Regions from separate parts of the Homo sapiens genome. Here region 1 is linked to region 2. A link is a loop called in an ENCODE intact Hi-C map of the cell type or tissue named here. Cell type or tissue: Caco-2. All regions are shown on one strand.

Region 1 (5,000 bases), 310 kb after region 2:
CACTGCACTCCACCCCGGGTGTCAGAGCAAGACACTGTTTCTAGAAAATGACGACGACAACAACAAGAACAACAAAGATATAACAAGAAACACAATGTGAGCACATGATATTGGACAAATGGTGCCAATATAGTTGCTTGATGCAGGGTTGCCACAAACTTAATTTGTAAAAAAAACATAATATCTGTGAAGTGCAATAAAATGAATCATAACAAAACAAGGTATGCCTGTATGTGTTTTTGCTGTATGATTACCATGTGGTATATATAATAGTGCATTTTAAGATAATAATATAATTGTATGCAAAAACTGTACACATTTGCTCCTGCATACGTTGCTACTGATGTTCTAATTTATGTATTTTAATATTACATATCCACCAATTAATTATTGGAGTTATTCTTCATGCTGTTGGCTTTTTCTTTTTTTGAGACAGAGTCTTGCTCTGTTGCCCAGGCTGGAGTGCAGTGGTGTGATCTCGGCTCACTGCAACCTCTGCCTCCTAGGTTCAAGTGATTCTCCTGCCTCAGCCTCCCAAGTAGCTCGGTTTACAGGTACCCCCTACCATGCTCGACTAGTTTTTGTATTTTTAGTAGAGACAAGGTTTCACCATGTTGGTCACACTGGTCTTGAACTCCTGACCTCAGGTGATCCACCTGCCTTGGCCTCCCAAAGTGCTGGAATTACAGGTGTGAGCCATGGTGTCCGGCCTAATACCATTGGCTTTTAACATTTATATCAGAGTTACAGTGATTTATTAACCAGTAGTACAATACAATATTATTCTCTATTTGTTTATATATTCACTAGTGAGTTTTTTACTGTCATATGCTTTGTGTTATTTATTGTTCCTTTGTTTCATGTTGAAGAACTCCCATTAGCATTTCTTGTAAGGCAGTTCTAGAAATGATTAAACTCCTTTAGCTTCTGTTTATCTGGTAAAATCTTTCACTCCATTTCTGAGGGATAGCTTTGCTGGGTACACTATTCTTGGTTGACAGTTTTTTTTTTCTTTTCTTTCAGCGCTTATCTCACTTACCTTTATGTCTTTGATTTTTGACAATTTGATTATAATATGTGTTGGTGTAGACCATTTTGGGTTCATCCTGTTTGGCACTCTTTGACCTTCATGAATCTGAATATCCATTTCCCTCACCAGATTTGGGAAATTTTCACTCATTATTTCTTGAAACAGCTTTCTGCTCCTTTTCTACTTCTGGGTTGTCCATTCCTTATCTTTGCTTGATTGAATTCCACAGCTTCACTCCTTTTCATTCTTTTTATTTTGCTCTGCTAATTTGATAATTTCAAAAATGACCTGTTTTCGATTCTTTCTTCTGCTTGATCGATTGTCAGCTGCTTATTGAACTCCTGTAGTCAATTTTTCGGTTCAGTTACTGTATTCTTCAGCACCAGTATTTGTTTCTTTTTTATTGTTTCCCTTTGTTAATATCCTTACTTTGCTCATATATTCTTTTCCTGATTTCATTTAGTTTTCTACCAGTGTTTTCATGTAACTCAGTGAGCTTCTTTAAGAGGATTAATTTAAATTCTTTGTAGGTAATTAATACATCCACTTTTTTTTAAATTGGTTACTAAAGAATTATTTTCTTCCTTAGATTCTGTCATGTTTTCTTGATTTTCCATGTTCCTTGTATGGCTGCATTGTTGTCTGTGCCTTTGAAGAAACAGTACTTTTTCCAGTCTCACAGAGTACTGTTTGCTGTAGAGGGTACCCACTCATTTCCCTTTATTCCTAGTTGTCACAGGCATCCAGGCTCCACCAGTCCTTTAGTAGGTGGCATGAATTGAGATGGAAACGAGCCCTTTGGGTACCACACTGAAAGGTTAGAGACAAGGCTCACTTCATTTCCCTCCTAAAGGGAAAGGTTCCAAGCCTTTTCCCAATCTTGCAGAACAGTGCCATCTGTAGGAGGCCACTCACCCTTCTTTTGTTCTCAGTTGTTTCAGGCATCTGGGCTCTATCAGTTTTTCAGCACTGGATATGAGGTGAGACAGAAATTGGCAGGGGTGCACTGAAATGCCAGGAGGCCAGATGGCCAAGTGCAAGCTCCATTCTTTCCTTTCCCAATGTGGGAGAAGTCATGGGTGATTCTCTTTGCTCTGAACTAAGCTAGTTTGCGGGAGAAGCTGATGTGGGCAAAGTGAATTTGCTCTCCTTACCTATCATGGTTTCTCAGTTATGTATGTGGCTGGGTGCTACAACTTATTAACTGGATTCTGCATTTCTTATAAAGGTATTTTAGTACAAGTATTGTTATTTTTTTTTTTTGAAACAGAGTCTTGCTCTGTTGCCCAGGCTGGAGTGCAATGGCACGATCTTGGCTCACTGCAACCTCCACCTCCTGGGTTCAAGCAATTCTCCTGCCTCAGCCTCCCAAGTAGCTGGGACCACAGGCATGCACCACCATGCCCAGCTAATTTTTGTACTTTTAGTAGGGATGGGGTTTCACCATGTTGGCCAGGCTGGTCTTGAACTCCTGACCTCATGATCCACTCGCCTCGGCCTCCCAAAGTGCTGGGATTACAGGCGTGAGCCACCACGCCTGGCCCAAGTATTGTTATCTTGATGTTTCTATGGGAGAGCAAAGGCTAGGACTTCCTACTCTGTCATCGTGCCCTCATGACAGGATTTTTGAGTATGTGAAAAAATACATGATATAATCAATGGAAAAAGGTATAAAACCATACACAGACTGTTATCCCAATTTTGTAGAAGGATGCATCACATTTTACCCAGTGATCATATCTGGTGGACTTTTTTTTTGTAATTTTCAAATTTTCTATTATTATTATTATTTTTTTGAGATGGAGTCTTGCTCTGTCACCCAGGCTGGAATGCAGTGGCGCGATCTCTGCTCACTGCAAGCTCCGCCTCCCGGGTTCACGTCATTCTCCTGCCTCAGCCTCCCGAGTAGCTGGGACTACAGGTGCCTGCCACCACACCCGGCTAATTTTTTGTGTTTTTAGTAGAGATGGGGTTTCAACGTGTTAGCCAGGATGGTCTCGATCTCCTGACCTCGTGATCCGCCTGCCTCAGCCTCCCAAAGTGCTGGGATTACAGGCCGGAGCCACTGTGCCCAGCCTCAAATTTTCTATTATTACAAGCACATATTACTTAAGAACTCAGAAAAACATGTCAAATTTGCTTTACATAGCCTTTAAGTTCATAAGAACTTAATTTACTTCAAAATCGTTAAAAAAATTAACAAACTGCAGCTGGGCGCAGTGGCTCAGGCCTGTAATCCCAACACTTTGGGAGGCTGAGGCAGGTGGATCATGAGGTCAGGAGATTGAGACCATCCTGGCTAACAAGGTGAAACCCCGTCTCTACTAAAAATACAAAAAATTAGCCAGGCGTGGTGGCGGGTCCCTGTAGTCCCAGCTACTCGGGAGGCTGAGGCAGGAGAATGACGTGAACCCGGAAGGCAGAGGTTGCAGTGAGCCGAGATCGCGCCACTGCACTCCAGCCTGGGTGACAAAGCGAGACTCCGTCTCAAAAAAAAAAAAAAACAAAAAAAAAACAAACTGCATCACAGTAAAACTTAACAAGTTAATGTAAAGATACTCTCTGGAATAGTTCCAGCTATATAATAATTTAAAATGTTCTACCAATGTTAGAAATATGCCATTCAAAGGGAACTGAACAAAAATTCTAATTGCAGCAACAAAATGGTAATAATCCCTTTACAGTATGGTTCACAATACATGCACAAACTTTCCCTATATATGTAATGAGAGATATACTTTTAAAGCCAGAAGATTTGTGGGATTATCGAATTCATTCCTCTCCTGTTGTAGATGAAGAAATTGAAGTGACCTGTTTCAGACTACAACACTAAAGTACAGCAAGGTAGAGAATCGAGGTTTTAACTTCCACTAAGTGATATTTCTTGTAATTAACCCAGGTGTTTGAATACAATGCTTTCATTCAAGTGATAGGAAAAATTATAACTCACGTATTTCAGAGCAGTATAGGATGAACATTTGCAAAAAACGCTTTTAGGTACTTATTTTTCAATTCAAAATGAAAATGTATTAAGTGATATGGAAAACAGTAACTTTAAAAGTTAGAAAACCATAAAAAAAATGACAACTCAAGGGCAGCTTTCAAATACATGGTGTTGAAATTAGATTATAGACCACATGGTAAAGCCAAGGAAACTGCATATAGCCTCTAGGTGGCTCATTATTGTTTCAGATAGTAAAGAGACTGAGAAGAACATCTAGGCAGCAACACTGGAACAGAACCTACTGGGCTGTGGTAATAAACAGATGTCTCATTTTGAGGCCAGGAGACTACACCAGTAATAAATAAGGGAATTGTGCTACATAATCCTTTTAATTAAGGTGAACTCAGTAACCTGAGTTTATTTACTCATTCATTTATTTATTGTTGAATAGCAAGTGAACTAAAGAAATCAATAGGGTTATTTCCCGCAGAATGTCCACAAATAACACTTGCTTAAAAGACATGTAACAAAAAATACTGGAAAAATATTACAGTTGGCTAGAAAGTTTCTTCTTTCATCTTAATTCTTCAAATTAATGTACTTTGATTCCTTTGGTAATACTGATAGGATATAAGCTATTTACTAGTCCCTATGTAAATCCTAAAATGTGTTGTGAAATATCACAAAGTCATAAACAGTGCTTGATAATCTTTCTAAAGCATGCAAAAGGCCATATACTATCATCAAAAGAGAATGAATTTCTTCTACTTAATTTTGTCCTTAACAGTATTTTTAAAAGTAATGAGTTCCAGATCTCGAGCTAAAGCACATCCTTAAGCACTTACAACTTAGAAACAGCCTACAGACTGCTCTCCTACTTTTTGCTTATTTAATTACTAAAATATGTATATTGTGTGCCAATGACATGAAAAGTTATGGTGGTTAAGTTCTAAATATCTGTGGGCTTATTAGATTCTTGGAGTAGAAATAAAGGTTTTAAAAATAAACTTGGTTTTAAAAATCAGA
Region 2 (5,000 bases):
ACCTCCCTATACCATCACCTTAGCAGTTAAGATTTCAACCTATGAGTTTGGTAGGACACAAATATTCAGACCATAGCAACATTGATGAGAAGATCCACAGAAATCCTGGAATCCAGCGAGGAATAAATCAAAGCATAGTACCTTTGGTAGATTCATTCATTTCATGGTTCCCAGAAAGGCATCTTTACCATCCAGCTCAATGAAGTCTTTTCAAAAACTCATCATTCCTGGCCAGGCACAGTGGCTCACGCCGGTAATCCCAGCACTTTGGGAGGCCGAGGTGGGCAGATCACGAGGTCAGGAGATCAAGACCATCCTGGCTAACATGGTGAAACCCTGTCTCTACTAAAAATACAAAAAATTAGCCAGACATAGTTGCGGGCGCCTGTAGAGCCAGCTACTCGGGAGGCTGAGGCAGGAGAAATGCGTGAACCCAGGAGGTGGAGCCTGCAGTGAGCAGAGATCGCCCCACTGCACTCCAGCCTGGGCGACAGACCGAGATTCCATCTCAAAAAAAAAACAAAAAAAAATTCATCATTCCTTTGTTTTCAGTTGATCAAAGGTTTTAATTCCCTATTACAATGAAATAGATGTTAGGATGCATAACAAACTCAGTTGCATCTGTCTTTATGTGCTTTAAGATGAATGACTTTAAGTCCAGGCGCAGCGGTTCACACCTGTAATCCCAGCACTTTGGGAGGCTGAGGCAGGTGGATCACAAGGTTAGGAGTTCAAGACCAGCCTGGCCAAGATGTTGACACCCCATTTCTACTAAAAATACAAAAATTAGCCAGGCGCAGTGGCAGGCGCCTGTAATCCCAGCTACTCAGGAGGCTGAGGCAGGAGAATCACTTGAATCCAGGAGGCAAAGGTTGCAGTGAGCCGAGATCACGCCACTGCACTCCAGCCTGGGCAACCGAGCGAGACTCCGTTTCAAAAAAAAAAAAAATGATGAATGGCTTTAATCCTTGGATATACTATCAGGATCAGGATCTACTGGACCCAACTTTAGCCTTTCAGGGTTGTTTTTTTGTTTTTGGGCTCTACTCTTAAGGATTGATATTTCATGATTTTTTGTTCCTTCGTAGAAGTCTTCCAAACAACAAAGAGAAAATTTATTTTCTAAAAAAATAGATGTGGTGACTCACACCTGTAATCCTAGCAGTTTGGGAAGCTGAAGGGGGAGGATCCCTTGAGCCCAGGAGTTCAAGACCACCCTGGAAAATATGGTGAAACCCCATCTGTACCAAAAATATAGAAAAATTAGCAGAGCGTGGTAGTGTGTGACTTTAATCCCAGCTACTCAGGAGGCTGAGGTGGGAGAGTAACCTCAACCCAGGGAGGTCAAGGCAGCAGTGAGCCGTGATGGTGCCATTACATGACTGTGCCACTGCCTGGGCGATAGAGTGAGATTCTGTCTCAAAAATAAAATACATAAAATTAAAAAATAGAATAAAACTCATTCTATTTACAATTCCCATATAGATCCATTGGACCCTTATACATCTAGGACACATAGTGGGATTTACTAATTTTTTTTTTTGTATGTTGAAACGTTCTGCTACTTCATCATCCATAGAATTATTTCATCCTTACTGATCAATTATTCCAAGCTATGCTTTAAAAAAGATGAAAGTCAGGCTGGCGCAGTGGCTCACGCCTATAATTCCAGGGATGTCACCGTGTTGGCCAGGCTAGTCTTGAATTCCTGGCCTCAAGTGATCCGACCACCTCAGCCTCCCAAAGTGCTGGGATTACAAGCGTGAGCCACCGCACCTGGCCCTTTTTTTCTTTTTTTTTTTTTAGACGGAGTCTTGCTCTGTCCCCCAGGCTGGAGTGCAGTGGCACGATCTCGGCTCGCTGCAAGCTCCGCCTCCCGGGTTCACGCCATTCTCCTGCCTCAGCCTCCCGAGTAGCTGGGACTACAGGCGCCCGCCACCACGCTTGGCTAATTTTTTTGTATTTTTAGTACAGGCGGGGTTTCACCGAGTTAGCCAGGATGGTCTCCATCTCCTGACCTCGTGATCCGCCCTCCTCGGCCTCCCAAAGTGCTGGGATTGCAGGCGTGGGCTTTTTTTGCTTTTTTAAATAGGGATGGGGTCTTGCTATGCTGCCTAGGTTGGAATTGAACTCCTGGACTCAAGGGATCCTCCCACCTTGGCCTTTCAAAGTGTTGGGATTATAGGTATGAACTACCACACCTATAATTTTTTCCAGTATGCTGGTTACGAGGTTTCAACCTGAGGAAGAGTAGAAAGGGAATGGAATTTTTTTTAACTCCTGTGAAAGGAAGGTCAGAACATCTAAGAGATTGTAAAAAATATAAAATCTCATATAAGCTCCCTTCAAAAGAAAGTCTTTTAAAAGCAAATACTCCTAAGTTCACTATTTCCTCAAACTGGCATTTCTTAAAATGCCAGAGACTAAAAAGAGAGGGAAAGATTATGTGGTCGAATAAAGACATGTATAGCCAAGAACATTTCTTAAAGATATTTGACCTTGCAACTTTTTTCCCAGGGATTATCTTGAGTCAAGTATTCTAAACACCCTATGAAAGACTTTGCCTTCCACCATTAAATATTAGTTAATACGTAACAGCCAGTAATCTTCCTACTTCAGAACCCACAGGTATTTCTAAACTGAGGTTCCAGTACTACAGTCAGTGAAGTATAATGTCAATTTCTTGGAACTGTAGATGTTAACCACCAGATGGAGCTTTCACCTCTACTTTTCCTTTTTAGGTTTACTCTGTTTTCTAGTATTGATGAAGCACTTGTAGTTTTTTCTAACATGGATTCTCTTCCATTTGTTCAGATAGTGACAGGTTAAGGCACTGGCCAACTATTTTTGGAGTAGTCACTTGAAAAAGCAATATTCAGATTCTTATAATTTTGAATTTTCAGCACCAGTAGTGTGTTAAAGTTATATTCACGGAATAACATCTGTCTGATCCTCTATTCTGCACTCATAATGACTACAATTGTATTAAATATAATAAGGCTAATTAATAAGTCACATGGAAATTACAGAATAGTAAACTCAAGCCTTTGTGATCATTTAGTCTAATCCCCATACATGACAAATGAATGTGAGGACAAGAGAAGTGGCACACTTAACAACACCCTAGGCCAGGGTGCTGATGCTCATTTAAAACCTACAACACTGGCTTTGCAGACACCACTGCCGGAGCCCTGTACTATCAACCATGGTGAACCCCACCGTGTTCTTCAACATCGTGGTTGACGGCGAGCCCTTGGGCCGTGTCTCCTTCAAGCAGTTTGCAGAAAAGTTTCCAAAGACAGCAGAAAACTCATGCTCTGACCACTGGAGAGAAAGGATTGGATTATAAGTGTTCCCTTCTTTCACAGAATTATTCCAGGGTTTATGTGTCAGGGTGGTGACTTCACATGCCATAATGGCACTGGTGGCAAGTCCATCTACGGGGAGAAATTTAATAATGAGAACTTCATCCTAAAGCATACAGGTCCTGGCATCTTGTCCATGGCAAATGCTGGACCCATCACAAACAGTTCCCAGTTTTTCATCTGCACTGCCAAGACTGAGTGGTTGGATGGCAGGCCATGTGGTCTTTGGCAAGTTGAAAGAAGGCATGAATATTGTGGAGGCCATGGAGTGCTTTGGGTCCAGTGGCAAGACCAAGACCACCATTGCTGACTGTGGATAACTCTAATAAGTTTGACTTGTGTTTTTATCTTAACCACCAGACCATTCTGTCTGTAGCTCAATAGAGCACGCCTTCACCCCATTTTTTCGCAGTATCCTATAATCTTTGTGCTCTCACTGCAGTTTCCTTTGGGTTCCATGTTTTCCTTGTTTCCGTCCATGCCTAGCTGGATTGCAGAGTTAAGTTTATAATTATGAAATAAAAACTAAATAACAAATAAAACCTACAACACTGAGTTTTCATTTCATGCCTGTCTTTTCCTCTTTAAATGCTGACAAGACTAGATTTTCTAACTCTTGTTCAAATAGCAATTGTTTATTTTATATTTTATATATATTTTTGAGACAGGGTCTCACTGTGTCACCTAGCCTGGAGTACAGTGGCAGGATCACAGCTTATTGCAGCCTCGACCTCCTGGGCTCAGGTGATCTTTCCACCTAAGCCTCCTGGGCAGCTGGGACTTACAGGTGTGTGCCAGGATGCCCAGCTAATTTTTGTATTTTTTGTATAGATGGGGTTTAACCAGGCTGGTCTCAAATTCCTGGGCTCAAGTGATCCTCCTACCTCGATCTCCCAAAGTGCTGGGATTACAGCCATGACCCACCACGCTCGGCCCAAATAGCAATCTTCTCTATTCCACAGAGTGCCCCAACAGTGATATACTCCAATATCTCTTCATTCTGTCACTCTGACCAATCCCAGAATTTAAGAGTTAATTTTATAAAACTAAACAAATGAGGGGCCTGGCCCAGTGGCTTACATCTGTAATCCCAGCACTTTGGGAGGCCGAGGCAGGCGGATCATGAGGTCAGGAGATCGAGACCATCCTGGCTAACACAGTGAAACCCCGTCTCTACTAAAAATACAAAAATTAGCCGGGCATGGTGACATGCGCCTGTAATCCCAGCTACTCCGGAGGCTGAGGAAGGAGAACGGCGTGAACCCGGAGGCGGAGCTTGCAGTGAGCCGAGATCGCGTCACTGCACTCCAGCCTGGGCAAAAGAACGAGACTCGTCTCAAAAAAAAACCTAAACAAATGAAATTTGTTGATTTGCCCTTAAACCATTTACAGTGGCCCAAAGAAAACATGAATATCTACTGGCATATTTATTTTTCTTTTTATCTTTTATTTATTTGATTTGTAAAGAACATGAGTAATTTAAAAGCCATATAACAAAGGAGGGAAATCCCACTCTAAAACGGAACAGATTTGCATTTTTACTTCAAAAGAGGAGTAAAGTTTTTGTTTCATGTTCCATAATTAAACTAGACCTTGTCTTGATTTTCTGACATCAAGTCAGCATTCTCTCTTAGT

What was found. A loop is a pair of places that touch in the nucleus more often than their neighbours do. Peaks named below come from ENCODE experiments on the same cell type or tissue, not always from the same donor. Only the 100,000 strongest peaks of a DNase experiment are listed, where the experiment ranks them.
Region 1: a loop joins it to region 2, with 16 times the contacts of the local background. A loop is called at or near these places in 25 of 110 quality-filtered maps.

What each region holds. Positions count from the first base shown.
Region 1 is chr14:39,415,256-39,420,255 of GRCh38, forward strand. All of the region lies in intron 1 of FBXO33 (F-box protein 33), which reads right to left. Among named protein-coding and RNA genes, the nearest start is that of FBXO33, 15 kb to the right of the region's middle. In Caco-2, no CTCF peak of the experiment used is centred here; a DNase peak (open chromatin) is centred at 1,926.
Region 2 is chr14:39,105,028-39,110,027 of GRCh38, forward strand. It overlaps LOC105370459 (a long non-coding RNA gene), which reads right to left. Exons shown (of 2, transcript XR_943771.3): 2 at 4,796-5,000. It also overlaps the pseudogene PPIAP4. Among named protein-coding and RNA genes, the nearest start is that of SEC23A, 4.3 kb to the left of the region's middle. In Caco-2, no CTCF peak of the experiment used is centred here; no DNase peak of the experiment used is centred here.